Regions from separate parts of the Mus musculus genome. Here region 2 is linked to region 1. A link is a loop called in an ENCODE intact Hi-C map of the cell type or tissue named here. Cell type or tissue: heart. All regions are shown on one strand.

Region 1 (2,500 bases):
GAGGAAGGAAGGCACACACCTCTCTCCGATCTGGATCTTGTTTGTTTGTTTGTTTGTTTTGTCTTTTGTTTTTTTAAGACAGAGTTTCTCTGTATAGCCCTGGCTGTCCTGGAACTCACTCTGTAGACCAGGGTGGCCTCGCACTCAGAAATCCTTCTGCCTCTGCCTCCCAAGTGCTGGGATTAAAGGCGTGCGCCACCACTTCCCAGCACCCTACTGGATTCTTTAATGGCTTTTATTACTTGATCACTAATATCTTTTGTTTACTAGGCTTATTTTTGCCTGTTTTGAATCTTGCCCACGTCCACCAATGTTCCTATTTCTAACAGAATCTGTAATCCCAATGAGTGGGCTTTCTTTTCAAGTATTTTCTCATTATAACTCTACTAGAGCAGAGGGAAGGGATCCAAGTCTCAGAATCAGGCAGATGGAAGTGGTGGGTGAGCCCGTGGAAGAGCCCCACAGGCCCGAGCACCAGGGAAACACTTCGTCTTTTCATGACATCCAGAGGAGACTTGGAGGAACAGGATGGGAATCAGGGGGTGTCCTTCCCATTGTCCCTGGCTCCTCACTTGCACCTGACCCCCGTATTCTGAGGACGAAGAAGCTGTTTGAGGTGGGCCTGGGGCCGGCACCTCCTACCCAAGGTGTCAGAGTGAGGAGAAACAGCAGGTTCAGGCCCTTTCCTTCCCATTTGATCTTCCCACAGCCCAGCCTCAGCCTCAGCCACTGGCCACAGCCCTGACCACAGCTCCTGGTTCAAATCGGCTTCCTCTCCATTGTCTCTGGGTCGTTCTGGGTGAGGCAGCCAGAGTTATACTAGCCCAGCCTGCTGGTAAGCATGGCTGGGATCCTTTCTGCATTTCTCAAAGTTCTTCACAATACTTTTTCTCTTCCCTGTAGAATATTAGATGTTTTGATGGTATGGCGTTGAGGCGAAGGCTGCCAGGACAACTTAGTCACTCAGGACATGAAACAGCCTTGGTTTGGGGTGGAATTTGTGAAAAGTAAAACAAAAGGTGAAAGGCCAAGCAGAGAAGAAGCAAGACTTGAAATAAGGCACCTCAAAGATCACAACCAGGCCAGGTGTAAGGTGTAATTAATATAAAACCAGAACAGCAAACACAAACCTAGGTCCATTTCTCTCCAGGCAAGGTCCTTCTGGCGGAGGCTGAACATAGCAGTTCTGAGATAGGGTTGCCACCTGGTGGTCAGTATTAAAACTGCAGTCATTTTCTAACCCAGTTCTGTACTTTATCAAAAAATAGGTGACCTGCAGGGCGGTGGTGGTGAATGCCTTTAATCCCAGCACTGGGGAGGCAGAGGCAGGTGGATTTCTGAGTTCGAGGCCAGCCTGGTCTACAAAGTGAGTTCCAAGACAGCCAGGGCTACACAGAGAAACCCTGTCTGGAAAAAACCAAAAGGAAAAAAAAAAATAAATAGGCGACCTAATTTTAAAAATGTATTTACTCCAATATACTCTAATATCATCATTTCAACATTAAACCATTTGAATTTTATTTTGAAATTATGAATTTGATAGTTTGCAAGAGAGTTCTTTGACCCTGAGTATAAGTTGTATCTCTAACACATCTATCTCTATTTACCTGATAACTTCTCATCAAATACACTTGCTCTGTACTTAACTATTACAAAACTTACACTTGGAAGGCAGAGTTGGGGTGGTTGTGGTGTCTCATGTATGGAATCCCAGCACTACAGAGGCTGAGAAGGGTGAGGGGAGTGGGGTTTAGTTGAGCCCAGATTACCCTGAGTTCAAGGGTAATCTGGGGCTGGAGAGATGGCTCAGAGCACTGTGCCCTTCCACCAGACCTGAGCACCCACATGGGGACTCACAACTGTCTGTAATTCTGGTTCCAGGAGACGTGGTGCCCTATTCTGAAGTCAAGGCCAGCCTGGGGTATGTAGGCTGGAGTTACAACATGAACCTGTCTCAAACCAGAAAAAAAACTCAAGGAAAAGAAAAAACAGACTCATATTCCCAAATTCATCCAAATATACATAACAACTAGGGAAAAAAATACCGGCTACCATGTGCACACCTGTAATCCCAGCACTTGAGAGGCAGGTGGAATTTTGTATGTTCGAGATCAGCCTGGTCTAAATAGTAAGTTCCAGGACAGCCAGGGCTAGAGAGAGATCCCGTCTCAAAAACAAAACAAAACAAAACAAAACAAAAACCAAACAAGCCAATTAGGGGCTGCTGTGACTGGCCTGCCTGTTTCCAGTCAGCCCATGTTAATCAGGCCTCGCTCTCATCCCCACTCAGGTGACCTTGCTTTCTACCAGCTGAAAATATATAAACCCAGCAGTCAAGCCTTATCCAGGAAGCGCCTGCGTTCACCCAGGGTACGATGTTACAACAGCGGCTCCTGTACAAGTACTGCAGGAGGTGGAGCTAGCTGTGTTTTGTGGGTGGCAGAGAGCCTTCCGCTGGCCATTCTTTTAAAGAGAATACAGCTGAAGGGCCTGGTCTTGG
Region 2 (2,500 bases), 240 kb before region 1:
GTGATCCATGCTGTCATCCGCTATCCCACGGAAGTCATTTCATATCCTTTCTGTTAGCTGCCCCGTGGTCGCTCATTTCCACTAAGAAAGGAGAGCTTCTTTAGCTACCCCAAGTAGGAACAGATGTGGGCCTCACAAGATAGGAAATTGCTGCAGCCCAACACAAATGACTGCCGTTCCCACAGCAAAGAAAAATCAATTTCCTGTGCCTATTTCTTTCTAAGCAATTCTTCTGAGGCAGAATTAACCATATTTATATCTTAATAATCTCTGGTCATCCATTTTATCTGAAGAGTATTTGAAATATTCTTTCTATTTCCCATCTGACCTGAGCTCCGGGGTAACGGCGTCTTACGTGTAGCTGTTGCCTCCTTCCGGGTAACGGCGTCTTACGTGTGTAGTCTCCTTAGCGCCTTGTACTTACCAGCCAGGGTTCTGGGAGATGATCAAGTTCGCCTGGATCCAGTATGTCAGCATCCTGCTGATCTTCCTCTGGGTGTTTGAAAGAATCAAAATCTTCGTGTTTCAGAACCAAGTAGTGACCTCTATCCCTGTAGCCGTGCCCCAGGGAGAGATACGGAAAGAGCACTTATCCTGAGAAGATACCCCGTCAGGAGCCCGAGGGACCGCGGCTACCTCATTCCTGTCTTCTGAGACCTGCCATCTTACAACATTTCTGCGAAGAGCCCACCGGACACTTTCAGGCCTGCATGTTTCACTTCAGAGACAACGGTTTTTCCAGGGCTGGACTGCACAAAATCCACGCCTTCAAAGCACCGAGGGAACCCACAAACACTAGTTTGTGGAAAGGTCTCAGGGTGGCCGGAGGCTGTGATTTTCGTTTTGTTTTGTTTTGTTTCTGGTTTTGCTTTGCTTTGCTTTGCTTTGGCCTTGAATTTCAGGGAGACAATTACTGTGAGTTCATACATCTTTGAAAGAGCCCCACCTCCGGTCAAGCGAAGAGTCTTTTGAGCTGGGACGCCCTGCGCACTCCTATCTCCTATCATAAGCTAGCCGCTTTCTTAGCCTCCCCAGGGGCTCTCACAAGAAACACGCAAGCCCCGAGTACATTCTACTCCTAGGTATCTACACAGTGCCCATTCAGAACTTTGATTTCCAGAACTGAAGCCTCTTAACTGGAGACCGAAAGGGGGCAGGCCAGGACCTAAATACAAGCGGCTCAGAACCGCGTGCTTGCTGGCGGGTAACTTAAGGGCAGGAGGACCAGACACCTGCCCTCAGGCTAATAGGTGGGGGTCTGTCATCAGCTCAGCTGAACGGCCCTCTGTTCCTGGTGCGGCTGGCTCTGTGCCCTGTTTCTTGCCCTCTGTCTGTGCCCCTGGGATGGCGGCTGGAGTCAGAAGCGCCTGCTTCATTCAGTCCGTCCGCCTACCCCCTCCCTGCACCAGGGGAGGATGGTGGGCTTCTAACAACTGGTTCTTTCTCCCTGGCTCTCACCCAACAGCCTGGCCACTCCTCCTTGATGGCCTTCCCCCTTTCTGAAAGGATGTGGGTGACAGAGGGGTTGTTGTTGGCATTGGCTTCCACTGCCTGACAACCGCAGGGTTTATTTGGAGGCTGAGCTGAAAACTCAGTTGTTTTGCAGTTCCCTTGATTAAGGAACAGAGTACTTAACAGAGGGGAGGCTCTGGGGGAAGGCATGAGGAGGGTGAGGAAAGAGGCTGAGCAGAGCATCTAAGCCAGCCTGGCCATTAAAGGAGTGACAAGAAGCCTAGCCAGATAGCCCTGTAATCTATAGAGGTATGTATCTACAAAGACATCTACTCTGCATCCAAAACTGTTATTTGGCCCCGTTCCTTCCCCTAGCAAGTGTGCTCTCCTAAAAAACTCTGCCACATCATTAGCCCTGCCCTGAAAGGACTTCCCTACCCCATCCCCCATGCCTCCAGGTCTAACCACAAACACTCCTCACCACGTGCCTCAGTTTACCTTGGAGACATCCTTCTGTCAGGCTGAGCAAAGTAAGAATTTTGAAAATAAAGCTATTTTGAGTATTCAGGGAGAAAAACTCTCTGGTACTAGTTTCTCCGACTTAACACAGCTGATTATGTGCCTGAGTGGGGTTTTTTTTTTTTTCTGAAGATATACATGAAAAAAATGGTCTCTGATTTCAATTTCAAAAAGGTTATGAGATGTGGCTCAGTTGGAAGAGCGCTTGCCTGGCACACTTGGAGCCCTGTGTTCCATCCCCAGCTACACATAAACCTTTATGGTGGTGCAAGCCTATAACCCCGGTGCATTGTGGGTGGAGGCAGGAGCAGAGAAATTCAGGATCATCCTTGAGTTAGAGCCCAGCCGGGGACACTTGAGACCCTATCTCAATAAAATAAGGAAATGGGGTTGGGGCATGATCAGAAGTATATTGTATGGAAAAAAGATAGCAAGACACAGAAAGATGACCAAAGATACTTTGCATTAAATTAAACTATCCTGTGCAAAAATTGTACTGAGAACTCAATGATGTTTTATAACTTTCTAA

What was found. Peaks named below come from ENCODE experiments on the same cell type or tissue, not always from the same donor. Only the 100,000 strongest peaks of a DNase experiment are listed, where the experiment ranks them.
Region 2: a loop joins it to region 1, with 2.4 times the contacts of the local background. A loop is called at or near these places in 3 of 42 quality-filtered maps.

What each region holds. Positions count from the first base shown.
Region 1 is chr8:111,676,984-111,679,483 of GRCm38, reverse strand. No RefSeq gene overlaps it. Among named protein-coding and RNA genes, the nearest start is that of Mir7076, 11 kb to the left of the region's middle. In heart, a CTCF peak has its summit at 1,200 (motif pointing left); no DNase peak of the experiment used is centred here.
Region 2 is chr8:111,912,030-111,914,529 of GRCm38, reverse strand. It overlaps Tmem231 (transmembrane protein 231), which reads left to right. Exons shown (of 7, transcript NM_001033321.2): 6 at 1-41; 7 at 421-2,500. The coding sequence ends at 598. Gm36531 (a long non-coding RNA gene) reads right to left here and starts at 424. Exons shown (of 3, transcript XR_879201.2): 1 at 329-424. In heart, a CTCF peak has its summit at 1,149; no DNase peak of the experiment used is centred here; H3K27me3 peaks cover 255 bases.